Linked DNA regions of Mus musculus: region 2 is linked to region 1. A link is a loop called in an ENCODE intact Hi-C map of the cell type or tissue named here. Cell type or tissue: left cerebral cortex. All regions are shown on one strand. Links, peaks and the distances in the headings refer to the core of each region. The heading gives the core; the rest is flanking DNA. Region 1 has its middle 94 kb from the start of Rgs18. Region 2 has its middle 140 kb from the start of Rgs21.

Region 1 (16,961 bases), core at 3,125-11,124:
TCTCCAACACTTCCAAGTAACCCTGCAGTGGAGGTTAACAGTTCTGTGTGTGATGCTTCAGAGAGAAAAATAAATGAAATTTCTTTCAGATAAATGCACCGATGTCTTTGCTTCTGTCATTATTCATGATGTTCCTGATCATCATAAATGTCTCTATCACACTATATGAAAAGAGAAAAAAACAAACAAGAAGTATGTACCAAAATAGAGATTTGATACATACATATGCATATATATTAATAAATATATTATTTCTTAAAGGGACTTTTGAGCAGTTACTCAAACAACATAATTAAGAAGGTAAGATTATCTACACATTTCAAGGACTTACTGAAGCTGTTTTAGTTGGTATGGCTACAAGAAGATCTTGACATTCATCACCAATTAATTGCCAGTGTGAATAGAAACATTTTACAAGATATGGAAATATACCCAGGATATGGAGTCCTGGTTCTGGAAATATGAAATGGACTCTGGATAGTCAAATGAAATAATTTGCCATATCTCTAAATACTAAAAAACATGCTCTTTGTATTGGTATACCCCACAATTAATAGACAACTGCATTGTATCTTTGATCTGAGAGTCAAACCAACAGTGTGTAAAACAAATTAAAGCTATGAAACTGCTTGATTTAAAATTATGATAAGTCAAATTTTTAAAAAATGAGAAAAAGAACAGTAAATCTTAAGCACTTAAACGACACCATTTTGATGGGTTTCCATTATGCTATTCTTTAGTTTATTTATCTGATTTCTGAAAAAAATTAAGTGAAGGATGATACATAACTATATAGTCAAATGCATGATGATATTAATTTAAGCCCATATTCAGAAGTTTCATATATACCCAAGTTTCTATTTCTAAGTAGGTATGTGGAAGTCAGAGTACAACTTGTAAAGTCAGTTCTTCCCTTTCACTTTTATTTGGGTTCCGAGATTGAACTCACACCAAAGTATTTCATAACAGATCTCTTTACCCACTGAGTCATCTCAGCATCCCAAGAAAGACTATTAAAAGGTGAAAGACTCCATTACTGTGAGACCAGAACAACAGATTATATTAAGATAGATTCTATCAGCAAAGAACCAAGGTATAAGTTAGAAAGGAACAAACCACCAACACTTCAGAAAAGAATTGCATCATCTATTCAACGAAAGCAAAACCTAAGTGTACAGGCAAACAGCATCATCTCTGACCTCCACAACTGCAACCACTGTGGTACTAGTACCTGTAGCTTAGATCATGCCTATTGCTTCATGGGAGGATCTGCCATCACCAACTGTAGGAAAGGAAACTGTGGAAGTGTCAAAAATAACACAGATGCTACAGCTTATATGCAAATGAAAAGAAAAACCATCTGAACAAACAAGACTAGGGACCAACTCAAAGGCAGGTTTGAAGAGGGGGGGAAGGGAAATAGGCAAAACCAGAAACATCTATAGGCTTTATTAAAAACGAAACATCTATAGGATTAGTTGAAGGATTTAGTTGGCCAAGAGGGTGTGATTTGGGTTGTTATGTGGGCATAAAACGTTCTAAAGTGGTTTTATATGAGTGGGCACAAAATATAGAGACTTCAATCTTGTACACTAATGGCCACCAGAAATCATATATCATATAAATGACATAAAATAACTCAAGTGGACAAAAATGACTTGGGCAGTTCCTGGAAGCAGGATTGTTTCATTGGTGGACTGTTGCTGGTAAAAGTGTATGTGAATCTATCATTCAGGTAAGAAAACTCTGCTTCTTCCTACTTGTTCTGCTGTTTCTCCAGGAAGGAGGGTTCCCCTAAATCCTAGACAAATTTCTCTCAGAATTTGGAAGAAACTAGACTGAAGTGGAGAATTTAATATACACCAGAACTCTTTGACAATAAACTAATTATTGCCCTATTTTCAGTGAATACTAATAAAAACAGCAGCATCTAAAAGATTATTCCTCTTAGGCTGCTTAGCGATTGCAATGGCTGAAGATACCATGGGAGTCATTGAGCTTCAAACGATTGACCCATTAAAGAGTACAAAACAATTGGAGGCTTCCTGTAATTATAAGTGCCAATTCATAGTACCATGAGAAGTCAAGTGACCAGGCTCTGAAGAAGTTGTCAACATGACAGTTTCACAGCTGGACACCTGCCCATTGCTGCGTTCTTCATTCTGTTCCCATATGCACTTTAAAATAAATATACTGTATATTCCTCTCCATCTCCAAATTGCTCCCAGGCAGTCCATGTACATAATACAGCAAATAAAATATTTGTGCCAGCTACATAGCCAATAGCTTTTTGTTCTACTTATAGAAAACCTATCTAACAAAAAAAAATCAAAGAAATACACATTTATGTTTAGCATGATGATTTTCAAAAGATAGTGCAACAATTATTGTAGCGATTATTATCTGGAAAACTCACTTTTTAGTTTACTACATTAAAAGGAGATTTATAAGATCTAAAGGGGAAATCACAATAAGTTGATAACTTTAAACATAAAAGAATATGAAAGTAAGTACAGCATGGATTGATCTTCTCTTTCCCTTTTTTTTTTCCTTTTTGTCAAATCCTTTAACAATGTTTTACATATCTGTTTTCCAAATAAATTTCATTAAGAAGTTATTTAAACTCTTGTAACTAATGTCCCAAAAGGACCGTTTGCAGTAATGTTTTAAAAATAAGAAAAAATATTAAAACACTATATTTTTAAAGTAAAAGTTCAGTTTTTAAGCCATTTGATAGCAAGAGTACAAAAATTCATTGATCTACTTTTATTCCTCTTTGGAGCATTTTGAAATTCCCTTTGAAAATACTTTTCTAATAAGATGTGATGACTTCTTGGTAGCAGCTATCAACTTAACTACATCTGGAATTAACTAAAACCCAAGCAGTTGGGTACACCTGTGAAGAATTAAAACAAACAAACAAACAAAAAAACTGATTTTAAATGGGAAGACCCACCTTAAACCCCTATCTTTGAAACTGGAAAGATCCACCTCATATCTGGGCCATACTATCTAGTGACAGCCTACGAAAGGGAAGCCTGAGCTGTACTTACGCTCCTGTTCTCTCTGGCAAGTCCTTTCCTTTGCTGGCATTGGAGCCTATATCTTCAGTATTCTAACATATATTGGCACTGAACTAAATTCTCAGGCTTTTTGCTGCTATATGTATTCATTATTTTCTTGTAGAGAAACCTGACAATAAAGAAGGCAGTAGTACAGTATCAAGCAAGTAAATAGGTAAATTTATAAATAAATGTAAGCACTGGAGAGTGCTGCCTAAAGCCATCTTGGGTACATTCAACATACAAAGTCCAAGACATAGAATCTTCCGCAGGCATTGGTTATGCTTGTGAAGCTAATATTTACACTTGTCTCTCAAATATATTCACTTGCCCAGCTCTATTTTCTTGTTTCATGGTAATTAGCATGCTGTATTGCAGTTAAAACACATAAGAAAGAAGAATATCATTAATGTACTTATTGCCTTAATGTATTGTTTATGATATGACAACCTCCAAAAAGAAAAACAAGATGCACTCACAGTGAATGTTATACAAAATTTTGCAAGAAATATATTTCTGGAATAAAAACGAATTTAATGGTTTAGCGGTTGAAGCAGCTGAGAGAAGTCAGTAAAGTAATTCACATAATGAGTAGATGCTGTCTGAGAAGAGCCAGGGTATTAGCATGAATGAGTCTTAATGGTCACATTACCCTTACGTTTCCAAAATGGTACCACATTCCCATATATTTTATGAACTTGTTGTTAAAGACTTCTAAACATTAATTTGTGCCGTAGTAAAATTATATTATGTGAAGTGTTTTAAACGCTGACGTTCAGTATGATTAATAGATACTAAAACTATTGTGGTGGTATAGAAAGCTAGCTAACTTATCTTCAATAAAAAGGAACCAAGGGCTTTCATTATCTTCAGACAATCTATAATTTGGTTTTGTGTGTGTAGATAATTTTAAATGAAAATAAGTCCTATAAATTTATTTAGAAATTGTCAGGAGTTTGTACGGTCATTTACTCCCGTTTCACAAGATGGATAGATGATGTAAAATTCCAATTATCATCCCAGTGAAAAACTTAGGTCTGTATTGCACATTTTTACAGGAACATTTCTACACAGATTTGTGAATCTTTACAGGAAAAGAATAAACTGACAATTCAGGTGTCAAAGCTTTTGATTCCTCATATCACTCAAGGTGAGCAGTCTACAATCCTTTTCTAACCTTATCTGAATTTAAACCACAGTTATATCCTCCTTTCAGAGAGCCTTAATATATTTTATTTGTCTTTTCAATGCATCTTTTTTGAAAATTTTCTATATTCCTTTCTGCTTCTTTCATATTGGCATTAACTATTAGTATATTTTTATTATCTGATTCTGTATTCATCTGTATTCAGCACCTCTCCATGAAAGTAATGAAAATATATCAAGTAGTAGATTAATACAGAAGAAAGAAAGAATGAAAGAAAGAAAGAAAGAAAGAAAGAAAGCCATCAGAGTTGTTCTTACTAAGTCACATGCACAATGCCACTTTGATAAGGAAACTGTGGAAAAAGAAACACATGATGACTCATTTCAGATGCAACTGAACAAACTCTCAAACCACCTGAGAAGCAAGTATAAATGAATGATTGTCTAGATTAGGCTGTACTGTGACAATTTATTGAAATACCTTCTTGATCCGAACATCATTAGGTAGGCATGATTTGCCTAAAATGTGGCTATGTGGCTGGCACCATTTCATTGCCTGGGTTCTAGACTGGATGAAAAGGAGAGAGATACAGAGAGAGACAGAGAGGCAGAGACAGAGAGAGGCAGAGAGAGAGAGGGAGGGAGAGAGAGAGAGAGAGAGAGAGAGAGAGAGAGAGAGAGAGAGAAGTGAGGGAGAGAGAGAGAAAGTTGGATATGATATGATAAGCTCAATCAGGCTTCTGTTGCTGTGACTTCCCTGCTATAATATAATATAACCTGAAACTGTGAGACTAAATAGACCCAATACTCCATTAATTTACTTTTGTTCAATTATTTTATCACAGCAAGAGACAAACCAGCTATGACACTACAGTATCTAGTTTAACATAAGAATAAAACAAAATAGCTTAGCAAAAGCAACATCATCACATTTCCCCAAGCCCTATAGAACAGAACATGGAACTAAACATTGCTTTGTGGGGAAATATGGAACTAATGATTGAAGTTGGTCATAGGTGGTGCAGTACAGAGAAAAGCTAGCCAAGATGCTATGCCCCAAAGGAGCAGAGTTCAACCTGCTAGGAAGAGACTGACACCCAGCTAGCTTACTCCAGTAATTTTATTCAAACATTATACAAGGTTAATTGGGGCCGGGAAAGAATCCAACTGCCAAAGTTATTTTGCCCTTGCTGCCCATGAGAGCAGTCAAACTCACACAAATCTCAGTCCCTTTCTGACCATGGCTAGCCATAATCAAAAGTAAGAACTCAGGTTTGCTATGAGTGTCTTAGGACCAAGGTTGGTCTAGCCTCAAGTTTTCACATAGCACCAAGTGCAGATTCTCTAGTCTCAAAAGATTTTCACAGCTTCAAATGATTGACCCAAACATATCAAAGGCTTTGCTGAAACATTTCACTCGGAGCCAGACATAAAGACTTCACTATACATAGCACTACATGGAATTAAGTGACAACATTAGGTAAAGCTGTACAACCTCTGTGTTCAAATAACTGAATGAATATGAAACCTCTGGACCTCGTGCCTGTAAGTACCAAGGTGACTAAGGACCTGAGATTAGATGGGTCCCTGTCTTAAGGAAAACCCAACTACAGTGAATCTGGTAAAGGAACAAAACAATCCAATGACTCCTAATGACACATTGCAATAGTGACGGGTCTGTACATGGTTCAGTTATCATCAGAGAACATTCTTCTTACAGTATATGGGAACTAACACAGAGGATAATAAATAATGTGAAGGGTGAGGAACTTTGGAGCCATCAATACTAAATGAAATGCCTAAAGCTCCTTCCCTCAAGTCTCAGAAATATGTACAAGAGGAAACACAAAGACTGCAAGAGCAGAAGGTGGAAGATGACTTGAAGACACAGCATCTTCTACCCCAAACTGGGCTGACATGCATATGAAAACACAGAGACTATAACATCACTCACAAGAACTATACAGGTTCAAATCTGATAAAATATCAGCACTGAGCAGAGGCAATAGACACAAAGACCCAAGCCCAACCAAAAACTTATTTGCAATTAATACCTGGTTAGACAGGGAACATCTGTTTTCTTCAATAGGATATCACTAGGTATATAAACTACACTCCAGGCCAGACCCTATGCCCAAAAATAGTTTGTCAACAGAAAAAGTGACGCCTCTTTCTCAATTTTGTGTTGGAGGGCTTTTTGTTTCATTTTTTGTTTTTTGTTTTTTTTTGGTTTTTTGGGGTTTTTTTTTTGGTGTTTGCTTACTTTTTTTGGATTGGCTTATTGGTTGCTTCCTTAGATCTTTTTTGTTTTGTTTTGTTTTGGCCTTAAGTTTTAATTTTTTAGAGGAAGAGGAAACATGGAGTTGGTAGAATAAGGATGCTAGGAGGTCCTGGTAGGAGTTAGTGATTGAGAAAAAATATAATCTACATATATTATATGAAAAATTAATTTAAATATTAGAATTTGTTCAGAGTTTAGGTAAAAGCTGGAACTTCTCCATGCCATCATCACATGCCAACTCCTTTCACTACTACATGGTGCTAAGACCACACTAGTTTCTGCAGCTGGGAGTTTCAAACCATAAGAATTCAGCTCAGTAAAAGAATGATCTCTACTATTTATCTATGAAGCTGATGAAATTCAGTGCAGAGTAAGGCTTCACTGGCTGAAGATAATACAGACACATTAAAGCAGGAATTTACCTGGGAAGTCAACTTGGAAGTAAGCATGGCCAGACTCAATACTGGGTACATCTTTTTCACAATTGTTCCTAAGCCAATGCCTGAAGACAGACCTTTCACACATATAGACAGAAGGTCTTGTAGTTTCAAAGGTATGAACTTGTATGGTTTTCTAAACAAACATTAGCCAGATGTAATGATATTGGATCATAAACAGACTACATCATCAAGCAAGTGTAGAAAAAAAATAGTCTTGGTTTGCCTCTCTTCTACACTTGCATCAGTGGACTGTCAGCACCAAAGACAACACAGGATTTCCAGTACCACACCAACCATAGGACTTCGTCATCTTCCCAGGCAGCAGAACAGAGAAGGCCTTTATCCATTTGAGAGAAGACAAAGAAAATAGGAAGATGGCTATTTATTTGTACTTAGTGTCACAACCAGCTAGGGAAGTCCAACAATTCACATAATCTCAAACACCTGTCCATACATTGTTGACGGTGAAGAGGCCATCTGGTTCTACTTAGACTCCAGATTGAAACATGCCAACAAAACAAGAAGAAGATATATGTCTCTGTAGTCCCCAAATCAATTCTGATCAGCACAAAAACTGTGTATATATAGTTAAAGAGAAAAACTGTGCTACATGTGGTCATTGTAGATAATTTTATACATGTATAAGATTCTCAAAGCATCAAACTAGAATAAAATTTAAAAGAAATGAAATTTTAAAACTACTGAAATCAATGCAGCAGCCCATTCAGGAAAGTTGAAGAATAGTTATTTCAAAATATGCAAGAAGGGGAAAAATAGGAAATAGTGGATGAAAGCAAGGGATAAACCCAGTTAGTATGAATGGACAGAAAAATAAATGATCATTTGAGAGTTTGGTGCAGTTTAGATTTCAACCCGAACCATCTGTAATTTTCATCGAAGGAAATGGATATGCGTACGTCACAAAATTGCTCATTCTATGTTAAATATTCTTATACACATCTCAAAATGAATCACCAAGTCTAATTTTAATGTGGTAGATGACGGACTGTGAGACACGTACATGACTATCTCAGAATAGTTTATACCATATGCTCCTGTACTTTTAACTCGTTAGTAAAATGTGTGATTAGTTATAAAAAAAGAAAGTAAGGTAAGTTATTTTAATGCAAACTGTGTGCCTCACAACTATATGTAATTCAGTGAGTCCTCAGTATAAAATAAAGGACAAAAATACTGACACATGTTAATGGTTCTTCTTTGTAAGAGAACAAAACACATAAATATAGCATTTTCAAAGTATAAATGTATTAATAAACATATTTCACTTACATCAAATTTGAAATAAATAATTATCTTAAAATTCTTAGATGCATACAATAACTTGTGATCTTTAATGCCTTTTATCAATGTATTTAGGAAGTCAGTGGTTCACCTAATTTTTAATGTAAATTTTAATCATGTCTCATATTTAGAAAGGATACATGTTCCACATATTTTGCCCAAAGTAGTGTAGTTGAAAGAGTTAACTATAGTTTGTTGTTGATTTTTTTTTTTTTTTTTTTTTTAGAATTCCATTGTGTCTGGAGAAAAATGCATGTCACATTGAGAAAGATCTGTCCTCATTGTCATTTTTCCTGTACATAATTATCACTGGAACTGTTATCTCTGAATGAAAAGCAGGGAAGATTGCTTTAATCATGTTGATATGTCACTTGTATCCCTAGGCTCTCCAGGACTTTTGTCATAAAGCAAGGTTGGATTTTGTCAAAGGCCCTTTCTTCATCTAATGAGATGATAATGTGCGTTTTATCTTTTAGTATGTTTATGTGATGGATTATGTATGTTGAATCATCCTTGCATTTCGTGGTTGAAGTCACCTTGATCATGATGGAAAAACACTTTGATATGTTCTTGAATTTGCTTTGTAAGAATTTTACTGAGAATTGAGATAATAGCTATGTTCCTAATGTACATTGGTCTATGAATTCTTAAAATCTTGGTATTAATAAGTTATTATTTACATCTTTAGCTCAGCTTCCCTTCCATCTTTTCCTCCTAGTTCCTTCCTTCCATCCTCCCCACCATCTCCCTCCTCTTTTTTCCCTCAGAAAAAAAGGAAGCCTCTCCTAGATATCAACTAGCCTTGGCAGATCAAGTTGCAGGAAACCTAGACTCATCTCCTATTGAGGAGAGATACGGAAGCTAAGTAGAGTGAAAGGTATTCAGAGGCAAGCAACAGAGTCAAAGACAATCCCTCCTCTTGCTGTATGGAGTCCCACAGGAAGACTCAGCTACACAACTGTAATGTATGTACAGAGGGCCTAGGTTAGTCCCATGCATGCTTCCTGGTTAGTGATTCAGTCTCTGTGAGCTGGTAAGGACTGATGTTAGTTGACTATGTTGTTTTTCTTGCAGTGTTCTTGACCCTTCTGTCTCCTACAGTCCTTTCCCTCCAAGCTCCACCTGATTTTTGGCTATGGGTCTCTGTACCTGTTTCCATCAGATACTGGGTGAAACCTCTTGAAGGATGTATTAGTCAGGGTTCTCTAGAGACACAGAACTTACGGACAGTCTCTAGATAGTAAAGGAATTTATTGATGACTTACAGTCGGCAGCCCAATTCCCAACAATGGTTCAGTCGCAGCTGTGAATGGAAGTCCAAGGATCTAGCAGTTACTCAGTCTCACGCAGCAAGCAGGCGAAGGAGCAAGAGCTCGAGCTAGACTCCCTTCTTCCAATGTCCTTATATTGTCTCCAGCAGAAGGTGTAGCCCAGATTAAAGGTGTGTCCCACCACACCTTTAATCCCAGATGAAAGGCGTAGCCCAGATTAAAGGTGTGTTCCTTAAACTCGGAGATTCAATCTTCTGGAATCCATAGCCACTATGGCTTAAGATCTTCAAACCAGGATCCAGATAAGGATCTCCAAGCCTCCAGATAAGGGTCACTGGTGAGCCTTCCAATTCCGGATTGTAGTCATTCCAAATATAGTCAAGTTGACAACCAGGAATAACCACTACAATCCACCCCTTGTCAACTTGACACAAATAATATCTCATGTTCACATGAAACAATAACAAGGTTGTAAATACGCCTAACATGATATAACTATTCCTCGTACAATCGCAAACGCATTTGTAAATTTACAATGGGCATTCATATTACTTTATAATCCTCGTTTCTGCAACTGGTTACGTGGCCTTAATTGGTATTTATAACTACCTTCCTCTACTACCCATTCTGTATTTCCTTCTCCTTCAGCCAGCACCTCAGCAGGTCTTGGCTCTTTTCCTGGAGGATTGACCCATACCTTCATTCCTGATGGGTCTGCATCCTTTGTCATCCTGCTTGGATTAGGCTGTTGTAGTTTCCCATTGACTTTAATCACAGGACATGGTAGTACTAAGACACGCCCTAAGGGATCTCCTACACTCCAGACATAATCTTGCTTACCACCATTGTGAAGAGTTAATCCAATTTCCCCATGGTAATCTGGATCTATCACCCCTCCTAACACTGTTATTCCTTTTTTAGCCTGTTGGTTTAAGGGCATTAGAAGCCCAAAATGACCAGGGGGAAGTCTGAGCTTCCAGTTCAATGGAATGTTTGTTGTAGCTCCTGGTAGGAGCACTCCCCTCTCTGGAGCCAAAACTTCTAGGCCAGCAGAACCTAGAGTTATGGGGACAGGAAGCAAAAATTTTCCTAGAGGGTCACTAGGAGTGATAGTAAGTGGAACTATTCCTTTTTCCACCCCTTGATTCCTGGACCCATGAATCCTGGCTATGGGTGAAACTGTACCATATATCGAGCGCTGATTCAAAGCATATACTGCCTTCTGAAGGACTCTACCCCAGCCTTCCAAGCTGTTACCACCTAGTTGGCGCTGTAACTGCGTCTTCAAAAGGCCATTCCATCTTTCTATCAGACCAGCTGCTTCAGGATGATGGGGAATGTGGTAAGACCAGTGAATTCCATGATCGTGGGCCCACTGTCGTACTTCTCTGGCTGTGAAATGAGTTCCTTGGTCAGAAGCAATACTGTGTGGAATACCATGACGATAGATAAGGCATTCTGTCAGTCCGTGAATGGTGGTTTTAGCAGAGGCATTACGTGCAGGAAAGGCAAATCCATAACCAGAATAAGTATCTACTCCAGTAAGAACAAAACACTGTCCTTTCCACGAAGGAAGTGGTCCAATGTAGTCAACCTGCCACCAGGTTGCTGGCTGGTCACCTCGAGGAATGGTGCCATATCTGGGACTCAGTGTTGGTTTCTGCTGTTGGCAGATCTGGCAATCAGCAGCAGCTGTAGCCAGGTCAGCCTTGGTGAGTGGAAGCCCGTGTTGCTGAGCCCAAGCATAACCTCCATCTCGACCACCATGACCACTTTGTTCATGTGCCCATTGAGCAATGACAGGGATGGCTGGGGAGAGAGGCTGATTGTCCACAGAACGGGTCATCTTATCCACTTGATTATTGAATTCCTCCTCAGCTGAAGTCACCTTTTGGTGAGCATTTACATGGGACACAAATATCTTCACATCCTTTGCCCATTTGGAGAGATCTATCCACATACTTCTTCCCCAGATGTCTTTCTCACCAATTTTCCAATTGTGATCTTTCCAAGTCCCTGACCATCCAGCCAATCCATTGGCTACAGCCCATGAGTCAGTGAATAATCGTACATCTGGCCATTTCTTCTTGCAAACAAACTGTAATACCATGTGTACTGCCCGAAGTTCTGCCCACTGTGAAGATTTCCCTTCACCTGTGTCTTTCAGGGTTGTCCCAGAAAGGGGTTGTAATGCTGCAGCTGTCCACTTCTGGGTGGTGCCTGCATAACGTGCAGAGCCATCAGTAAACCAGGCTCTAGTCTTCTCCTCTTCGGTCAGTTGATCATAGGGAACACCCCATGAGGCTGTAGGCGCATGCTTGGCAGCAGATGGCATTGTAACAGGAGTAGAAACCATAGGCATTTGAGCAACTTCTTCATGTAACTTGCTTGTGCCTTCAGGACCTGCTCTGGCCCGATCACGTATATACCACTTCCATTTGATAATAGACTGCTGCTGTGCGCGTCCCACTTTATGACTTGCAGGGTCTGATAGTACCCAGCTCATGATGGGTAGTTCAGGTCGCATAGTAACTTGGTGTCCTATTGTCAAACGTTCAGTTTCCACTAAGGCCCAATAGCAGGCCAAGAGCTGCTTTTCAAAGGGAGAATAGTTGTCTGCAGATGATGGTAGAGCTTTGCTCCAAAATCCCAAAGGTCTTTTCTGTGATTCACCTACAGGGGCCTGCCAGAGGCTCCAAACAGCATCTCTATCAGCCACAGACACCTCAAGTACCATCGGGTCTGCTGGGTCATATGGTCCAAGTGGTAGAGCAGCCTGCACAGCAGCCTGGACCTGTTGAAGGGCCTTCTCCTGTTCCAGGCCCCACACAAAGCTAGCAGCTTTCCGAGTCACTTGGTAAATAGGCCTAAGTAACACACCCAAGTGAGGGATGTGTTGTCTCCAGAATCCAAATAGACCCACTAAACGTTGTGCTTCTTTCTTGGTTGTAGGAGGGGCCAGGTGCAATAACTTATCTTTCACCTTAGAAGGAATATCTCTGCATGCCCCACACCACTGGACTCCTAAGAATTTCACTGAGGTAGATGGTCCTTGAATTTTGGTTGGATTTATTTCCCATCCTCTGATACGCATAAGTGTTACCAATGAGTCCAAAGTGGTTGCTACTTCTTGCTCACTTGATCCAATCAGCATAATGTCATCAATATAGTGCACCAATGTGATATTTTGTGGAAGATCCAAACTATCAAGATCCCTTCTAACTAAATTATGACACAGGGCAGGAGAGTTAATATATCCTTGAGGCAAAACTGTGAAGGTATACTGTTGGCCTTGCCAACTGAAAGCAAATTGCTTCTGGTGGTCCTTATGGACAGGTACTGAGAAGAAGGCATTTGCCAGATCAATAGCCGCATACCAGGTGCCAGGAGATGTGTTAATTTGCTCAAGTAACGAAACTACATCTGGTACAGCAGCTGCAATTGGAGTTACCACCTGATTTAGTTTTCGATAATCAACTGTCATTCTCCATGATCCATCTGTTTTCTGCACTGGCCAGATAGGAGAGTTAAACGGAGATGTGGTGGGAACCACCACCCCTGCATCTTTCAAGTCCTTGATAGTGGCAGTAATTTCTGCAATTCCTCCAGGAATACGATACTGTTTTTGATTCACTATTTTCTTTGGCAGAGGCAACTCTAAAGGCTTCCATTTGGCCTTTCCAACCATAATAGCCCTCACTCTACAGTTCAGGGAACCAATATGAGAATTCTGCCAATTTCTGAGTATATCTATCCCAATTATACATTCTGGAACTGGGGAAATCACCACAGGATGTGTCCGGGGACCTATTGGACCTACTGTGAGTCGGACATCAGTCAAAACTCCATTAATCACCTGCCCTCCATAAGCCCCTACTTTAACTGGAGGGCCACAATGTTTCTTGGGATCCCCTGGGATCAGTGTCAACTCAGAACCAGTATCCAGCAGACCCCGAAAAGTCTGATTATTTCCTTTTCCCCAGTGTACAGTTACCCTTGTAAAAGGCCGTAGGTCCCTCTGGGGAAGAACTGGAGAAAGGGTAACAGCAAAACCTTTGAGTGTCTTATCAAGATCCTTCCTCAGCGGAACCTGGCCACCCCTTCATTCAAGGGGTTCTGGATCTGCAAACTGTCTCAAGTCTGGAAATTGATTCACTGGCCGAGATTGCTGTTTACCACGATCTAATGTAGCCTTTCTTTCATTTGGCTGTTTACCACGATCTAATGTAGCCTTTCTTTCATTTGTTTGAGAATTTTTCTGCTTATACAGATCAAACAAATATGCAGTAGGCTTCCTATGTATTTCATTCCTGGAAACACCATGATTGGTTAGCCAGTACCAAAGGTCCAACCGAGTCATGCCATTATAAATTTCACCTCTCCTGTGCTGACCATTACTGGGTATGTTATTATAAACATTCTTTTGTCTACGCTGTCCATTATAATAACTAGAATCACCTTGTCTCCAGCGATTCAATGCTGCCACCTGGCCCTTGTTACCTCGGAATCCAACTAAACCCAGTGAATTTAATTCATCTAATTGAGCAGAAGCATCTCCAATGCTAAGATCTGGCACAAGGAAAAGGGAAAGAACAAAACCCTTCAAATGTGCTGGTGCCCCTCTCACCAATTTGCGTCTTATAGAGCTGGTGAAAGGCATATCTTCTGGACCTTCCCATTGTGGAGAATTATGCTTTACACAATATATCCACTCTAGCATTGCAATTTCCCTAAGTCTTAAAATCCCTTCATCAACACTAAGCCACGGAATATCAGGCATCTCCAAGTCATTTCCAGTAGGCCATCTTTTGATAAACACCTCAGCCAACCATTCAAACAAACTTTTGACACCCTTTTTAACTATGCGAGCTTCCATATTAAACCTAGAATCTCTACTCAGAGGACCCATGTCAATAAACTCAGCCTGCTCTAGTTTTATGTTCCTTCCACCCTTATCCCACACCCTTAAAATCCATTCCCACACATATTCACCAGGTTTCTGCTTGAATGAATTAGCAAACTCATTAAGCTCCTTAGTAGTGTAGCGAATTTCCTCATGGACTACACTTTCTACCTCCCCTCTAGGAGCCTGTTTTGCTTTGAGTCTGGTTACAGGTCTAGAAGAAACTATTGGTGGGCCGTGAGCAGACTCTGCAAAATTAATTTCCTCATGTGGGGAAGGCATTATTTCAAGAGGTGGGGCTGAGGGTACTACTTCCTCAGGTGGGGCAAACCCTTGAGAATCTGAGGATTCAAAATTCTCAGCTTCAACATGGTCTTCCCACACATCCCCGTCCCATGTTGTAGGATCCCATTCTTTGCCAATTAGAGCCCTTACTTTAACTGTCGACACACTCTGAGGCTGAGACTTGAATTTTCACTGTAGTTCAGCCAACCTTACAATGAGAGTTTCTGTTTGATTTTCTGCAACTTGAGCTCTATTGCTACAAGAGAGAAGATTCTCCTCAAGGACACACTTAGCAACTTTTAGATCGTTTACTTGTGTCTGGAGACTTTCGATTTTATCACACAACTCCTTCCTTTCATTCATCATTTTTTCCACAGATACTAAGAGCAGCCAGCCAGTAAAATCATTTTCCGATTTTTTCCCCATCTTGTAGAAAGCTTTGTGCACTGAATCACCTAATTCATTAAGAAAATCAAGGTCATTAGCTTCTTTAAGTTCGGAATATAGTTTCAACCATGGGTCTTCAAAATTCTCTGAGCTCCCAGGAGGGAGAGAGTCTGGAGAGGTTTCAATAGTTGAAAGTGCTGGTGGATCAACAAGCCAATTCCAGTATTTTAAAAGATTCATCCTTGTACTTCTGTTACTCTAGAACCACTCCTGGTACCAACTTCTGTATTAGTCAGGGTTCTCTAGAGTCACAGAACTTACGGACAGTCTCTAGATAGTAAAGGAATTTATTGATGACTTACAGTCGGCAGCCCAATTCCCAACAATGGTTCAGTCGCAGCTGTGAATGGAAGTCCAAGGATCTAGCAGTTACTCAGTCTCACGCAGCAAGCAGGTGAAGGAGCAAGAGCTCGAGCTAGACTCCCTTCTTCCAATGTCCTTATATTGTCTCCAGCAGAAGGTGTAGCCCAGATTAAAGGTGTGTCCCACCACACCTTTAATCCCAGATGAAAGGCGTAGCCCAGATTAAAGGTGTGTTCCTTAAACTCAGAGATTCAATCTTCTGGAATCCATAGCCACTATGGCTTAAGATCTTCAAACCAAGATCCAGATAAGGATCTCCAAGCCTCCAGATAAGGGTCACTGGTGAGCCTTCCAATTCCGGATTGTAGTCATTCCAAATATAGTCAAGTTGACAACCAGGAATAACCACTACAAAGGATAAAACAGCAGACTACAGAATGAGAAAAGGTCTTCACAACCCATATATATGACACAGGACTGATATCCAAAATGTATAAATAACTCAAAAAACTAGGCATCAACAAACCAAATAACCCAATTTAAAAATGACATACATATATGAACAGAGAATTGACAACAAACAAATCTTTAATCACTAAGAAGCACTCAAAGAAAAATTCAATATCTTTAGCCATCAGAGTAATGCAAATCAGAACATTTAAAGTCTATCCTATACCTATCAGAATGACTAAGATCAAAACCACAAGTTACTGTTCATGCTATTGAGATTGTAGAACAAGGGGAACACTCCTCCACAGCTGGTGGGAGTGAAAACTTGTCCAGCCGCTTTGGAAATCAATTTGGCAGTTTCTCAGGAAATTGAGAATAGATCTACCACAAGATCGAGCCAAACTACTCATGTACATATACTCAAAAGGAGCTCCTCATTATCACAAGGACACTTACTCCACTATGTTCATTTTGGCTTTAGTTGTAATAGCCAGAAACTATAAACAACCTAGATGTCCCTCAACCAAAGAATGAATAAAGAAAATTTACACAATAGAGTATTAGTCAACTACTAAAAACAATGACATCATGATATTTTCAGTCAAATGTATGGAACTAGAAACAGTCATACTGAGTGAGATAACTGAGACCCAGAAAGACAAACATGGTATGAATTCACTTTTAAGTCATTATTAGCCATAAAGTAAAGGATAACCATGGTATGATCCACAAACCCAATGATGCTTAGTAACAAAAGGGCTCAAGGGGGATGCTATAACCTTTCTGAAATGGGGAAATATAATAGACATAGGGAATGAACAGAGGGGGGGTGATGGAAATAGGAGGGATCAGATTGGAAGAGTACAGAGGAAGAGAGTACTGGGAAAGAACATGGAATGGAGATGGGAGTTGGCATCTCTGGGACAAGCTAGAATCCTAGGATAATGGAAACTCCCAGGAACTCTAGAGAAGATGCCTAGCAATGGGGCATATGGAGCCTGAACCACCCATCTCCTATAACCAAGCAAGACTTTCTATATTGGGAAACAATTGGAAGCCAGCCACAAATCA
Region 2 (16,961 bases), core at 5,030-13,029, 250 kb after region 1:
TATATCTGGGTCTTCAGGAAGATCTATTTCCAATTTTCTGTGGAACCTCCAGATTGATTTCCAGAGGCGTTGTACCAGTTTGCAATTCCACCAGCAATGGAGGGTGTTCCTCTTTCTCCACATCCTTGTCAACATGTGCTGTCACATTTAATCATGTATTTTTTTAATGTTTCAAATTCATAAATTAAGGAATAGGAAAATGTGGTAGCTTGAATGCTTGGTCTATAGGAAGTGCTAGTATTAGGAGGAATGGCCTTGTTGCAGTTGGTACATTCTTGGTGCAAGAGGTACATCACTGCTGTGGTGGATTTTGATATATTTTGATATATATTTGATATATTTTGATATATTTGTGTGTGTGTGTGTGTGTGTGTGTGTGTGTGTATATGTAAGAAAGTCTCTTCCTCGATGGGCAGAGCATAGGACCTCAAAATCCACCACAGCAGTGATGTACCTCTCTCTCTCTATATATATATATATATATATATATATATATATATTTGTGTGTGTGTGTGTGTTCTAAAATAATACTAGGAATTTTTATTTTCATCAAATAGAATCCTCAGAAAATCCAACTTGTGAGAAACAAAGAGCACTACGTGTTCCTATTGGTATAAATTTTATAAATACAGTGTAGATGATAAGTTAGTTAATTGCAGTTGAATATAATATTTTAAGTTTATCAAACATTTCCATCAATACATATATTATTGAAAATTCCTTCCCAGGTGCCTGAGATAAGCTCTGTGTAGGGTCTGACAATAATAAATAAAACATGAAAACCAAACATGGTTTCAGAAAACCTTATTTTTCCAGTTAAGGAATGAACCACAGATAGAGTAAGTGAAATAAACATGTCAGATGGTAAAAATGTACTGTAAGGACAATAAAAGATGGAGAGAAGATAAAGAATGATGAAGTAGGCAGGGCATAGTGGCACACACCTTTGATCTCAGCACTCAGGAGGCAGAGGTGGCAGGGATCTCTGCAAGTTTGAGGCCAGCCTGCTCTACAAAGTCCAAGATAGCTGGCCTATTACAAAGAGATCCTGTATCTGAAAAAAACAAAACAAAAACAAATGAAGAATGATGAGATAGTTAAGACTGAAGCCAGAGGAGGATCAGGAAGACTCTGCGAGATTGATGACATCTGTATAATGACCTACAGGTCAGAGAGCCAGCTGTTCTGTCACTTTTATTTTGCTGCCTGGAAGGTAAGGAAACAATCGATGCAACATCCAGAAAGTCGGCAACATAGCAGCTCTGATGACAAGATTAGGACAAACCTAGAAAGAACACCAGTTGCTGCTGTGGCTATTTGTGTTTCCAGAGTCTCGAAGGTTGCTGTAAATGTTCCAGCTCCTCAGGGAAAGGCTTCCTCTAATGGAACTGTTACAGTTCTGAAGAGAAAGGTATTCTGGCAGTCGAGAGACAGGGAGTATCACAAAGGCACAATACAAACCAAACGTAACAAAAGACATTTATTGAGAGGGTAAAAAGCAGGAGGGTGGCTGTTGGAAGAAAAGCTGAGATTGGGGAGCAGGGCTTTCCGAAGTGGTGGAGATCTCCAGGGTGTGGATGGTTGGATTTAAAGTCTAGAGTAGGGTCAAGCTTGACTGCCTGCTTCTAGAGGGCCTGGGTCCTGCTGTTAGAGCCAGTAGTGTTCTGTAGGCAGAGCTTGGCAATTGGCATTCCTTAGGAGCAGGGCCTGGCCTCTTCCTTGAGGAGCTCTTATGAGGCTTACAGCCATTACATGAACTTTAACATCAAAGATTTGAAGACTTCAAATAAAGAAATAGTGTCCTAGTCTAGTGAATATTTTAAAGGATAGAATTAAAATTAGAATACAGAAAAGTCAGCAAAAGCACAAAGACCCATAATTAAAAAAAAAAAAGACATTTACAAAGACCACTAATACTCATTTCAAAGTCAACAGCAAGAAACCATCATCTGTATCAGACAATAGGAGAAAGGGGAGACAGGAATCATGAGATGATCAAACTGGGCATCTAAAAGGATAGAGAAGATGGAATGGCTCCTGGGTGTAATTAGGTGTATGGAAAGCAGACTAGGAAACCTTTGGACATGATAGGTTCTTAGGCAGGTAAAAAGTGATGCAAAGTAGGTGAGTTCAACAATAATTATGTTCACTGAAAATTTTAGATATTGATTAATGATTCTTCAATCAATAGGTAGGCATAAAAAAAAGATAATTTTCGAAGCCCTGGTACTGAATAAGATCATGTATCTAGTTTTGGTAGACAGCTAACCAAGAGCAAGGGATGCACCGCAGAGACTGAGGTTTGAAGTTGGAGAACCAGAAAAAGAGAGACAACAATTGAGTTCCAATGAAGATGTTTTTCAAATGTGTCATAAGAAGAGCATCCTGCCTTTACCAACCAAGAGAACATAAGAGATCTTCTCAATACTGCCAATGACATGGAAAGACATATAGACCAGAACCCATGAAATAGGGGTCATGAATCTGCCACAGACTTTAGTGAGCTCAGAGGTCAAATGCTTTGATCAGATTCTAGGAAATGGTACCATGTCAAACTAGGGGCTGAGAATAAAACAAATACTCCCTCAAAAAAACAGAGAGAGTACAATCACCATAGCAGTCATATCCATTCAACTAATACTATTTTAGAATCAGCTGCACCTGGTGACCCATACCTCAAAAGCACTCAGTAATTGAGGCTGGTAGATCATCATGCTTGAGACCAGCCAGGTCTACTTGTTGAGTTCCTAACTAGGCTTAGCTACAGAGAGCTTCTGTCTCAAAATAGACCAGAAACAAAAGAAAACAGTAAAAATAGAAAGATAAAAGAACCAGCTGTTCGGTCGCTGTCTCAGGAGGTGAGCTCAAAATGCACACTAAATTAAGGACCTATTATTCATCCTGCAAATGCAAAAGTATCATACATATGCATTACATAGCACCCTTTTGAATAATGATAAAACTGGTTTGGTCACTTTAGAATATGACAAGCTCTATTTAGATTGTGCCTTTTTGGAAACTGACAATAATATCTTTCTTCCCCCAAACCTTCCTGAAACGTGACAACCAATCTCAGATTAAATCTAACTGCCTTTTCTTTGAGATCTAGGCTGGATTTAGTCATTGATATTTTAAGCAAAACAGTACAGGAAGAGATGGGTGAGTGGCCCTATCCTTCATCTGAAGGCTGTGCCTATCTACTGGAAGATAATCTCTACAGTTTCTATTTCCCCTTTGTTGAGTATTTTAGCTAATGTCATCCCCGTTGGCTCCTGGGAACCTCTTGCTTCCCTGCCATCTGACACTTTCTAATGGCTACCCATAGTTTCCCATCACCCACTGCTACATATTTCTGTTCAATTTCCTGACCCTCAGCCCTGATCTCCTGGTTCTTCCCATACATGATCCTACCCCCCCCCCTGATTCCCTCCCTCTCTCCTCTCCCTCCAAGGATCCTCCTTCCCTCTATCTCCCAAGATTAAAGGAAATGCAGAGACAAAAAAAAATGGAGCAGAGACCAAAGGTAAGACCATCCAGAGACTTCCCCACTAAGGGATACATCCCACTGGCAGACACCAAACCCTATTATCAAACATTATTGAGCTTGCTGACAGGAGCCGTGTATAGCTGTCTCCTGAGAGGCTCTGCTAGCACATGACCAATACAGATGTGGATGCATGCAGCCAACCATCAGCCTGAGCCCAAAGACCCCAGTGAAAGAGTTAGGGGAAGGACTGAAGATGTGGAATGGGATTGCAACCCCATAAAAAGAATAATATCAACCAGATCTCCCAGGGACTAAACCATCAACCAAAGGGTACACATGGACGGACCCATGGCTTCTGCTACATATGTAGCAGAGAATTGCTTTATGTGACATCAATAGGAGGGGAGGCCCTTGGTCCTGTGGAGGCTTGATACCTCAGTGTAAATAGATGCTAGAGTGGTGAGGCAGGAATGGGTGGGTTGGTGGGGGAGCACCCTCATAGAGGCAAAAGGGGAGAGGGGATGGGATGGTAGTTTGTGGAGGAGAAACTGGGAAGGGGGGGACAACATTTGAAATATAAATAAATAAAATAACCAATTTTTTAAAAAGTACAGGAAGGTGAATTCACATAGCATCTGAGGCTGTCAAGGAAGCAAAACATCTTCCACCTGGCTCTCTTTGATCATGTTGATGCTATCTAGGTGATAGTTACATTTTATCAATCAATTCAAGAAATAAAAGATGTGGTGTCTTAGTCAGGGTTCAGGGTTGGTATTCCTGCACAAAACATCATGAATAAGAAGCAAGTTGGTGAGGAAAGGGTTTATTCAGCTTACACTTCCACGTTCCTGTTTATCATCAAAGGAAATCAGGACAGGAACTTACACAGGGCAGGAACTTGGAGGCAGGATCTGATGCAGAGGCCATTGAGGGGTGCTGCTTACTGAATTGTTTCCCCTGGCTTGCTCAGCTTGCTTTCTTATAGAACCCAGGACTACCAGCCCAGGGATGGCAACACCCACTATGGGCTAGGCCCGACCCCTTTGACCCCTTGAGAAAGTGCCTTACAGCTGGATCTCATGGAGACATTTCCCCAACGTTCTCTGTAATAACTCCAGCTTGTGTCAAGTTGACACACAAAACCAGCCAGTTCACAGAGCAAAGCAAGGAGGTTATTAAGTTTATTGGCAAGCCTTAAGGACACTGTGATCACAGAGAGGTCATAGAACTGGGGTCTTTGTCGTTATAGTTGTTACAGGGTACATTGGATTCCAGAACACTACCTGGGACTCATCTTTCCTTTCTTCTGATGGTCTAAGGAAATCTGTATGCCTCTTCAGTAGTAGTGACTTCAGGCTCTCTTTCTATTCACATAACAGAAATAACTTCTCTAGGACCCCCATGCTTTGGTACATTGGTACAGAAATCATTGTTGATTGACTAGGCTAAGAGTGGGCCCTCAATTCTCTCTTCCTTTGTGGTATGATAAAAAAAAGAGAGAAACTCATTTGATGTGAGGAAAATGAAAACTCTCTACTGGGGGCTAAAAGTAGCAACAACAACAAATAAAAGATTCAGATGAAAACACTTTGTTCTTCTCCCACCCTAAGGGGGTATATGAGTCAGAGTTTACCAGAAGAATAAAACTGATAGACTGAATATATGTATACCTATGTATGTAAATATGTATATAAATATATATGTAAATATATATTTATGTATTTACACATTTATTATATTTATTTCAAGCTTACAGATTGTGGCCCAACTAGTCCAACAATGCTGTCTACCAAAGGAAGTTCCAATAATCCAGTAGCATTTCAGTCCCTGAGGCTAGATGACTTAATTAGTTTTCAGTATGTGATGGGATCCTGATGTAGGCTCTAATGCCAGTGAAAGAATAGGTTTCTTAGTCAGTGTGATAGAATATAGACAAAGAGCAAGAGCAATCTTCCTTCTTCCATGATATGCACAGAGGCTGCCAACACAAGGCACGGATCAGATTAAAGGATAGTCTGCCTCAGGGTCTGCATTGAAGGTGTAGCTTCCCACCTCAGAGGATCTAGATTAGGATGGAATCTTCCCATATCAAATGATTTAATAAGAAAAATACCCAGCTGCTTGGGTTTAATTCCTGGTGTAGTCAAGTTGACAACCAGGAATAGCCATCACAGTGCCTAATATTGTTTTAATCAAAAAATCCAGTTAGCAGTGCATGCAGAGGAAGGTAACATTATAAAAGAGAGGACACTTTATAAATCATTCATTCCTGCTCTATTTTGAGATGTCTAAAACCCAACGCTAATATGAGCCAAATTCGCAGTATGCTGGAAGACCTATAAAAATGGCTCATTAAAATGATACATGACTCCTGAAAAGACAGACTTTAAAAGATAATGTAAAACAAGAATGAAATGACTAAAATGGGTCTATATAATCCATGGTGGGAAGCAAGAACAGGATCACAAGGATTACACAACATGTTTACAGTTGTTTGTAGGGGTAATAAGTGAAATTGTCTGAATACAAAGCAATTCAAAGTTATCTGAATGTAGTTCAATGGTTTATGTACAAGCATTAAAGGTTCTAGATATGTGTGTTTGTAGATGTATAAGTAGTTTAAATCTATATAAAAGATTCTGAAGAATGGATATTTTTCAGTAGGTCTAAGAAAACAAAGGATGACCTTTGAGGAGGTAGATGTTTGTATTTCTCCTAGATTTTCTATGCCAAAGAGCTTGGATACATCTTATTATGCATAAGAAAGTGTGTTAAAAGGTTAAAGGGTGATACTAAGGACACTGGTGACTGTCTATAGTAGTTCCATTCCACCCTGAAGTCATCTGGAGACATTCTGTGTTGGCTCAAAAATGTATCAAGATCCCTTGTCTCTAAATTCTCTAAAGCACTTTGTATTTTTATTAGTTTATGGGTTGGGAGAGGTATCTTTGTTCAGGGATGCGTGATGTTGGAAACTAAACCCAGGGCCTCACATATACAAAATTGTTGCTTCTCTAGTTTCAAGATCTCTGAGGTCTTAGTAGAGGCAACTAACAACTGTCCATACACATGTGTGTATGCATGATTGTATATTCTTCAGTGCACTGTATATAACAGAAGTGAGACTTTGGCCAACTCTACTTTCTGCCATAAAAATATAAATTAAGCTGTCACATTTGATAGTATTACCAGTGAAATAAATATTCATTTTATATAACAAAAATATATTCAAACATGTTTTCTGCTGTGAAACTGCTCATCTCGCAAAGATATCTATTAATCCTTCTATGTCCAAGACAGACACTGTATCTTTATTTAGCATGAGCATTTGGATCTTGAAAATTAACTCTCCTTGGCTCTGGTTTTTAGCATAGCTGCAACATTTGAAAATAAGCAGAAGGTTTGTAAACAGGGGGTTTAAAAAAATTAAAATCTAAACTGCTTGCTGAGGAGGGAGTGCCAACCAGCATATGGAAGATCAGTGTTGAGTCTAGTTTTCTCTGCTACAGTTCATATTTGCAGTGAACAGGGAAATGTCAGGAATTAATAAGCAAAAGTTAATTTACTAAGATAATTGTTATTTACCGAAACTTTTTGTCTCTTAAGTTTCTTCTACCTGTACCTGAATAGAAGAATAATAACTACCTAATGATTATATGTATATATATATGTATATATATATATATACATATATATATATAATCTGATATATATGTAATCTCTGATCTCATCATTTATAGAAAACTGATCTCATCATTTATAGAAAATGTTAACTATTGAACCACAGATTAAAAACAGTAGTTTATATGTATACATAGTTCTGTTTTATAGACAAACTATAGACATATTTCTGCATACATACTATATTATATATATATACATACATATATATATATATATATATATATATATATATATATATATATAATGCTCATCTATATGAGATGAGACTGTGATAAATTAAAAATTCCTTCCATACTTCCAGAAAAAACAAAGATGGCCTTATGCATTTTTTTCTCTTTTCATATTACCCCTTCCCTTGGAAAGGCTGACATTCATTTGTGTAGTATTTTTATTGTAGTTAAAGGCAAATAAGACACAAGCAAGGAAGAAAAATAAACACAAGCACTAAAAGACATAGTTTCCTTAAAATTGTCCAATAACATATCAGGCAGAAACAACAAAGCAAGAAAGAGACAGCCTGGGAAGGTGTCAGGAGGGGTTTTGGAATCAAAGGACTTTTGAGCAAGTCTAGTAAGGGATGTGAAAGGCAGTGAGGCCCAAAGCTGAACAGCTTGCTTCCACAGAAGAAAACACATGTTGTGTGCTTATGGGATGAAAACATGAGGCAAACATCATATAATATGTGCAAACGGCATAAATATATATCAGTACCTACAGATGTCTGTGCATATGTAGACATGCGACATGCATTTCTGTTGTTGTTGTTGTTGTTTTCTTCTTCAAATCAAGATGACCTTTTCGCCACCTTGCCAACTGAACTGCTGCTATACAACCCTTCCTTGGATTTATTTCTGACTTCATCTACATTTTGTTTTCTAACGTGTTCATTCAATGTACTCTTATATTGTAAAGCAACATGATGCCCAGAAAAATGTTTGAAGTTTAAAATTTTCAATTTGCTTTTAAGTCAATTGCACATAAATCTAAATAAATATTTTAAAAGAATGTTACCATGCTGCTGCTTGTAGTGGCTGCATAGGACATGACAAATACTCTACTACCACCTTGTGACCTATTTTCATATAGCATCCTGCTGATACTGGTTGATTTTGTTGTGCAGTAAGTTCAAATAATATACACAGGCCTTTAATCCCAGCACTCAAGAGGCAGAAGCAGGAAGATCACCGTAAATTGGAGGACATCCTAGTTTATATAACTAGCTCTAGGCCAAGAAGGCAATATAGTAAGATCCTGTCTCAGAAAGACACAAAATAACAATGATCACACCCAGGAAATATATTTGGAAAGTACATTCATCAAAACAAATGCTAAAAGTACATTTTTATCCAGGATAGCGCATATACATATGCATATGCCAGATACCTAGGGTAGAACACCTAATAGACCCAAAAAGCATATCTTATTTTAAACAACTTCTGATTCAGACTAAAATGTGTCTCATTGCATTAAACCAGATTAGTCATTTCACTGATTTGGTGAGACAATAGAAGAATATCCCTGAGAATAGAAAATAGGAATACATTCTTCTTGCTTAATCATTATTTAATTAACGAATTGTCACATATGCTAATCAGGGGATCTAAATTGTTATGAAATAGGTGAAACTCTGCGCATGGACCTCAGAAGTCCCTTGGCATCCCAGGGGAGTCCAGTGGACAGTGGCTTCAGCTTCTCACTGCACTGCTAGAGACAGTGCTGCCTTTCTGCCTAAGGACGAATTAAAACTCTTGAAATGAGCAGCATTGATTTAGTATATTTTACTCAATGACTTCACTGTTAGAAAGAAATTTTGCATTAAACTTTGGAAGGTTCATAATGAAGGTATAGAAAGTGGTACTGTGGGAAAACTTTTAAGTAAATATGAGGTCTGACTAAGGTACTTGATAAAAATTATACTGAAATAGAAAATGAATTTATGTTGAGTTATCCTTGACTCTATAAAAATTGAGCTAATTCATAAAAGACACATACATACATGTGTGTTTTATTATGCCTTGGTCTTTCAAAATCACCTGATATAATTTCAGGTCAATTTTGCTATAGCAAATGTATATTAAATGCTTCTGTTTGAGAAATTTCAAAACAAATTTGCTTGAAAAACTATCCTTCGTAGTGTATCTCTACATTCAAGATATTAAGTACTATATTCACTCCTACCTATGACTGTCATGAGATTTTGAATCTAGATGAAGAACTATTTTAGGATCTGCAGAACAGATTTCAATATCTCAACAAATTACCTACATTAAAATTTAAGACACGAAAGCATCCTGCCAACATTTATTAGAGTAGTACGAAGTAGAACTCTGCTCAATTTAAACATCCTTTTCTTCCTTAGTCCCTTGCATGTGGAATTTCAACAGAACTACCTGGAGTCTTGTTTGTAGTTCTAAGGACAGAGCATGGTCTCTCGGGAATTGAGGACACTGCAGCCAATGGAACATTCTACTTGATAAAACCCAGTATCACTTGATCACAGTTTGTGCAAGAACTTGCAATGAGGAACTCTTTTTTTTTTTTAAGTCAGCATTCAAAGTAACAATTTTTTGTCACAGAACTATCACATATTCTTTATTCAACATTATTCTTTCACACTTCCTTCCTGAATATCCCAAACTCCATTCCAAGTTCATGGTACTTGTGTTCCACTACTCTTTTTTCTCTACCCATTACACTCTCTTATTTCCTTCTCATTGTCCTCATTCTAACTTCATGACCTAGATCCCAATACATTCATGAAAATTAAAATCTAACTTCTACATACAAAACAAAACATGCAATACTTGCTCTACTGTGCTTTGCTTATTCCACTTAACATAATGACTTTCCATTTCAAAGCATTTTTCTGCAAATGTTCTGATTACACCTTTTTTTTTCTTTGTAGCTAGATGACATTCTACTGTGTATATGTGGGAGATTTTATTTTATCCATTCATATGTTGATGAATAGCCATGTAGGTTTGTCTATTATGAATAAGCAAATATAGAACAATAAACATGCATTTGCTGGTACCTCTGTGACAGAGCTTTGAGTCCTTAGGTTGTGTATCCATGGGTGTTATAGCTGGGTTTTTGTAAGCTAGCTCTTGGTTTAGCATTTCAGACAGCTTCCTCACTGATTTCCATAGCGGCTACATAAGTTTACATTCCCATCAGGATCCATTAAGGATTCTTGCTTCCACACATTATGACCTGCATTGGTTATCATTTGTTTTCTTGATGCTGGCCATGAAAGCTGAGCTGAGATGGATCCCATGGCCGTTTTAACTTGCATTTTCTTGATGTCCCAGAATACTGATTATTTTGTGGTGCTCACTGGCCACTTTAATATTTTGAAAACTATATATTCAGTTCATTAGCCCATTTGTCAATTGGAAGATTTGGTTATATGCTGTTTAAATTTTGTATTTCTTTCTATGGTCTAGAGATCAGTCCTGGATGACATATGATTAGCCGACCATTTTCCCTTTCTGTGTCTTTTCACTACAGTGACTATTTTCTCCACTCTGCAGCGGCCTTTTATTCATAATGTTCCATTCATCAAGTCCTGTTTGATTTTTCTACATTCCTGGAGTCCTTCTCAAAAAATATTCTCTGCTATGCCTGTCCCTTTGAGAGTTTTTTCCATGTATTTTGTTTCAAAATTTTATCCATTTTAACTTTATCGGACTCAAACTCTGCACCTGCCACCCGGTGATGGGATCTCCCTAGCAAATGTTCACTTTCTGGATTGGACCTCCTTGGAGGACTGCAGTTGTCTGAGATGTTACTGGAGGCCATGTTGGTGTTTGTGCCTCGTGCTGCTGCCTTAGGCCACCATAAAGCCTGAGATCCTGGTGGACTTATGTAGTTTGTGCCACAGACTGTTGCGTTCATGATGTCCTTGGGGCTGTGGTGATGTGAATGGCATGTGCAGCCACCTGAAGCGTTGTTGAGGCCCGTGGTCCATGGAGCTGCTGAGGACCATGAGTAAATCCGTGGTTCTGATATGCCCAGAGACAGGTTGATGTCTGTGGCCTCTGTTACCACCAAAGGCCATGTCCATGGTTAGGACTTCCACCGGAAGTCATGTTGGTCACAGGAGAGCAGGGCCTGCCTCTTCTCCAGGCACAGCAGAGCTCTCCTCAGTTGATGGCTTCTTGGGGGAAGGAATTACAGGTAGAGACAAGTGGGAAAAGACTCACCATTCCATAGGAAGGCTAGCCACTAAGAATATGACCATCCTCCAGTGAGCATATGGATTTGCCTTTTTCTTTCTTTCCTTTCCTTTTTTTTCATTTAGGGGAGATGATGGGAAGGCCTCTTTGGCATGGGAAGACTGGGAGGTGAGTACAATCAGGCTGCATGAAAGGAGATTTCCAAATAATCAAATTTTAAAAGATAAATAGATCTAGTTTTCCCTTTCTATACATAAATATCCACTTTCCCCAACACTTGCTAAAGAGGTTTTTCATTCTAATGTATGATTTTGACTGCTCTGTCAAAAGTTAAATGGCTGTGACTCTATGTGTTTATTTCTGGCTCTTCTATTTTATTCCTGTATTTATTGATCTACATATTTGGATGTATTCCAGTAGCCTGTTTTGTTACTATGTTTCTTTAGCATATTTTGAATTCAGGAATCATGATATTTCCAATGTTGTTTTAGCTCTTTAGGGTTGCTTTGACAATTCAGGGTCTTTGATACTCTGACTAAATTATTTCTACTACTACTACTACTACTACTACTACTACCACCACCACCACCACCACCACTACTACTACTACTACAAAGAATCTAATTGCAATTTTGATAGGAATTGTGCTGAATATATATACAGCTTTGGATAATATAGTTTTTTCATAATATTAATTCTGCTAATTAATAGGTTAAAGGGTCTTTCCATCATCTAGCTTATTCAACTTTCTTTTTCAGGATCTTAAAGTTATCAGTGTAGAGGCACTTCAATTCCTTGGTTGGATTTATTGCTAGATGTTTTTGTTCTGAAGATCTTAATAGGATCTTTCTCTTAACTTCTGTCTTGATGAGATTGTGATTGATTTAGAAAAGTTATTGCTTTTAACTGAGTAAGATGTCCCAAAAGTTAAAAGTATTTGCAAACAAGTCTGATGTTCTGAGTTTGAGTCAAAGAACCAGCTCCCAAAAGTTGTCTTTTACCTCCATGCATACACTGTAACTCATAAGCACACACACACACACACAATTACGCACACACACACAATCACACACACACTCACATGCACATACACACACACACACCACTATATACATGTGTTAACTATAATAAAGCACAATGTCCTATGTTCTTTGGAATTTTTATGATAAAGGTATCCTGAACTGAACATTATCAGCTGCCATTCATAAATCTATGGAGATGGTGTGATTTCTGTCAATATTATCAACCCTGTTATATTACATACACCTGATTTGCATATCTAGAAATGACCTTGAGTCCCTGAAATAAAACCAACCTACCTATGACTATGAGTAATGTTAATTCAATTTGCAAACATTTCATTGAAAATGTCTGTCTATATTTACTTTGGAAGTTGGTTTAGAATTCTATAATTGTGTTGCTGCCTGGCTTTTCTTTGAGGATAACCCTGATTATCTTGTTATCTCATTTTCTGATACTTAGGAGCTGAGAGTTATTAGAGGTGTTGCAGTGGCTTCTTCTGTCATATCTTGTTCATTTCTTTGTTGTGTTTTGCATATCTGTTAGAATAGATGTTCCCTCCAGGGTTTGTTCTTCCCCCTTCTTTGTTTGTTTGTTTGTTTGTTTGTTTGTTTTATTCTACATGAGTCTTCTGGTGAGGCATCTTCACTTGGATTTATGGTTCTCACTCAGAGGAAAAGCCAGCTGCAAACACACCTGATTTTGCAACAGTCTGAGAGTTAACTGCAAATGAAACATACAATATGATTGCCTTGTGTTCCTAAAAAGTTCTGAGACAGTGGCACTGGGGTACTGCCTGGGGCAAATGCAGCTTACATATTTTTAGAGCTAAGGGTATCAATCATGAAGTAGTAAATCCATGAGGAAAATCAGAAAGGGGAAAGTTAGTGACAATGTGAATGGGAGACAAGGTATAAGGGTTAGGGGCTCTCTGTGGCTACAGCTCTGAGGAGGTATGAAAGGGCTACCAACTCCTGTTTCTGTTCTTCCACTAGGTGTTTATATTCCAGCTGCTCAATTTAATTCACACCCACTGAAGAGATGCTGAACGATATGCTTTGTATTAATTTTCCCATTTGGACTATATTAAACTTTGTCAATGGACCCCTTTATCTCCCAATTTGCAGGTAAAGAAACAGATATTTAGAGATTAACTACATTAATCACATTTTCACAGGAGTCAAGTGATGGAGCCACCAAAGTAAATTGTTTCTTGTTTTATATTGAAAAAAAATGTTTCATACAATACATTCTGAACATAGTTTCCCCTCCACCAACTCCCCCAGATCCTATTTATCTCCCTGCTAACCCAACTCCATGTCTTTTCTGGGAAATAAATTTTTAATGTCTTGTTACACTTTTCATTTATACTCCCACACTCCCCTCTCCCTCGCACCCTCTCCCTCTATTTCTCTTCTCACATACTCTTTCTCTCTCAAGCCAATATTTCTATATCAACAAAGATGCCTCCATTTTTCTTCATCAACATTCAGCCCATCTGTCAAATCCTACTTTCTCCATAAGCATTTTCTTCCCAATTTAAATCGAAGTCACCTCTCCCTCCTGCCAAGCCAGTGGTTTCCAACTTTGGCTGCTCATCGGAATCACCTGTGGAGACCTGATATAATTGGTCTGGGAGCCACCTGGGCATCAAGATTTTTAAATCTCTCAAGGTGATTCCAATGCACAGGGAAGGTTGAAGAAACACTGATCTAAAATCCTATGTGATGATTCTTTAAGTATACAATTCTTTCTGTTGTTAGAGCTACAAACTTGCAAGATTTAGGGACAGATTTAGAAGTAAGCTTCTTTACTAAGTACTCATACCTTATTTTTGCAAAGTACTTGGAATGAAATCTTTCAGAGGAACCCAAAAAAGGATAAAAATAAAAGGATTTCATTAGTAGAAGTGGGAAAGAGAAATGCAATCCGACTAACCCGTCTCTTCCTCCTACTGCCTGCTTGAGTCTCTTGGGAAAATTTATAAATAGTTGATGACACCAAAGGTCAAAGCCTACATCTGCTGAGTTATAAAGTCTCTGCCACCGTAATGTCTAGCATTCTGTGGCATCATGAAAAATAATCCAAGAATAATTATCTATACGTTAGTTGATTAATGAATGACTCCTTTCCCCTAAATGTATTAGTTAGCTAATAGAATTTCTATTTCTTAAGGGAACATAATATACTAAGAAAAACAATAGTAGTTCTGAATCACCCAGAAGTGGTATCATGTACTAAATGACCAACATTAATATTTTAAATTCAAAACCACTTCAGAAAACAAATACTAACATATCCCTTCTGCTACTGAAGAAATTGAGGGTTGAGGGTTAAATGACTTATCTCAAAGTTGTGGTACAATTCTATGGCACACTTGCAAGTCCTAATCCAGTTTATTCTACTCCTTATGAATATTTTATAAGACTCTCCTTTACCTGCCACCATGGACTTAAAAACACTCCACTAATGAGTAGCATAGAGCTGTCTCTGAGCTATTCAGATCCAAAGTTCAGCAAGAATTTAGTACAAAAGGCAATTCACAGCACACTTTCGGAGATCAGCAGGTAGGAAAATACAGGTAATAGAGTTTTGCAGTCACATAACATAAAAGAACTGTACATTTTTAAATATAAAATATGAAAACAATTTATTTGTAATAAAAATGAAAAGGCATGTTGAACTTGGATTCTAACAATTAAACAAACAAATAAATAAACATTAAAGAGTAAACCAATGAATACAACCTTTCATTTAAAAACATGTCAAACATTAACAAAGGAAATAAATTATACATACATACAGACACACACACACACACACACACACACACTGTGACTGGATATCGCGTTTTCTGAGAAAGCTCAGCTAATCACAAATCACTTTTATCCCCAGTTTAGTTCCCTTCTCCTCCAACAGGTCATTTTCCTTCCTATGGGAGGATCAGTGCAGAGCTTGGCCATATTAAAATGTCACAGGAACATGGTGGGAATAAAAGATACTTGGTAGTGAGGGGAACTCAGCAAATAGCCCATCAGGGACATGCCATCACTAAGTCAAGATAACAGACACACAAACCACATATATCAAGGGAGACTGAACCCTTACAGCCTATGTGCCCTGTTATTTGCACCAACACTTTTAAATCTGAAAGGTATATCTCACTCTACAAATTAGGTAATTTTTACAGTCAAATAAACAGAAAAAACAGGAACAGTAGGAAATAATTTATGTCTTTTTTAAGTTTAATTCCAAACTCCTTTGTTCTTTAAAGAGAGATACACCTGCTACTTAATACACAATGAGCAATGAGTAAGAGACTAGGAGGGAGCACTCAGTTCTAAGTGGGATAATTTTATTAGATCCCACTCCTAAAGGCACAAAGACCAATTCTGAGGTTGGAAGTGAAAAGATTTTAAGGACCAGAGTTGGTAGAGGGCTCCAAGGAAAGAGTGTCTTCCAGACACAACAAAACTGATACACATATGAACTCACAGAGACTGTGACAGCTTCAGATGACCTGCATAGGTCAAACCAGACAAAATTGGTGCACTGGGAGCTTTTCATAATTGATACCTATTGGGAAATGGAAAATCTGCTCTCCAACAAAGTATCGCTGGGTATATTAACCACATTCTAAGCAAATCTCATTCTCAGGAGAAGTTGGACAACATATGTTTTATCTGGAGCTGAAAGGGCTACTCTTTGTTTGGTTTGGTTAATTCTTGTCTTGTTGGTTGCTTATTTACTTATTTTGTTTTTGTTTTGAGAGAGAACATCAAGAAGGATGTGGGAGGAGTTAGGACAGGGAAAGAATAGTATAAATATATTGTGTATGAAAAAAATAAGTCAAAATAAAACCAAGAAAGAAGGAAGGAAAGAGAGAGAGAGATTAAGAGAGACAGAGACAGAGAGAGACAGAGAGAGACAGAGAGAGAGAGAAAGAGAGAGAGAGAGAACCTAAATTTACAATTCCTAAATTTCTACACAAGAGGTGCAAGGTTTAGAAACTTGACTGGGCATATTTAAATTCATGATCTTTATAATATTTCTTCATATTTAATACATGAAGTATAATTTTATCTTTATGTGAATTAAGATAATATAATTAAGATAAAAATAATTACCGTAATTTTATCAAATAATTAATTATGAATAGAAAATTTCAACTATACAACCACAAAAATTTATTAGCTATTTGTATCGATTGCAAACATAATTGAGAAAATCTATTAATATGTCTAGAATTTATAAGGAAATATGTACAAAAGAACAATTTGTAGGTGACATGTTAATTATCAACTTGTCCTTAGCTCTTTTCTGAAGAAATTGGTCCCAGAAACGTTCCAAGATGTGCTATATACCTTGACCATGACTATTTGGATCCTGGATGGATGGTAGATTCTAAAACAACCCCCAATAAAGGTGTCTATCTCAAGGTCATCCCCTGAATTTCTTCACTCTGAACAATGAATGTTAGACAAAGTGTTAAGTGGATAGAAGTTAAAATGCTTGAGAATGAGATGGGTGGAGATAATACAACGAATTCACAAAAGAGGACCTTAGGCTCACAAGAGAGGAAAAGATGTCAG

The links. A loop is a pair of places that touch in the nucleus more often than their neighbours do. Peaks named below come from ENCODE experiments on the same cell type or tissue, not always from the same donor. Only the 100,000 strongest peaks of a DNase experiment are listed, where the experiment ranks them.
Region 2: a loop joins it to region 1, with 2.1 times the contacts of the local background. A loop is called at or near these places in 3 of 42 quality-filtered maps.

The regions. Positions count from the first base shown.
Region 1 is chr1:144,673,263-144,690,223 of GRCm38, reverse strand. No RefSeq gene overlaps it. Among named protein-coding and RNA genes, the nearest start is that of Rgs18, 94 kb to the left of the region's middle. In left cerebral cortex, for the core only: no CTCF peak of the experiment used is centred there; DNase peaks (open chromatin) are centred at 7,389 and 7,881; H3K27ac peaks cover 836 bases.
Region 2 is chr1:144,422,974-144,439,934 of GRCm38, reverse strand. No RefSeq gene overlaps it. Among named protein-coding and RNA genes, the nearest start is that of Rgs21, 140 kb to the left of the region's middle. In left cerebral cortex, for the core only: a CTCF peak has its summit at 8,242 (motif pointing left); a DNase peak (open chromatin) is centred at 8,249.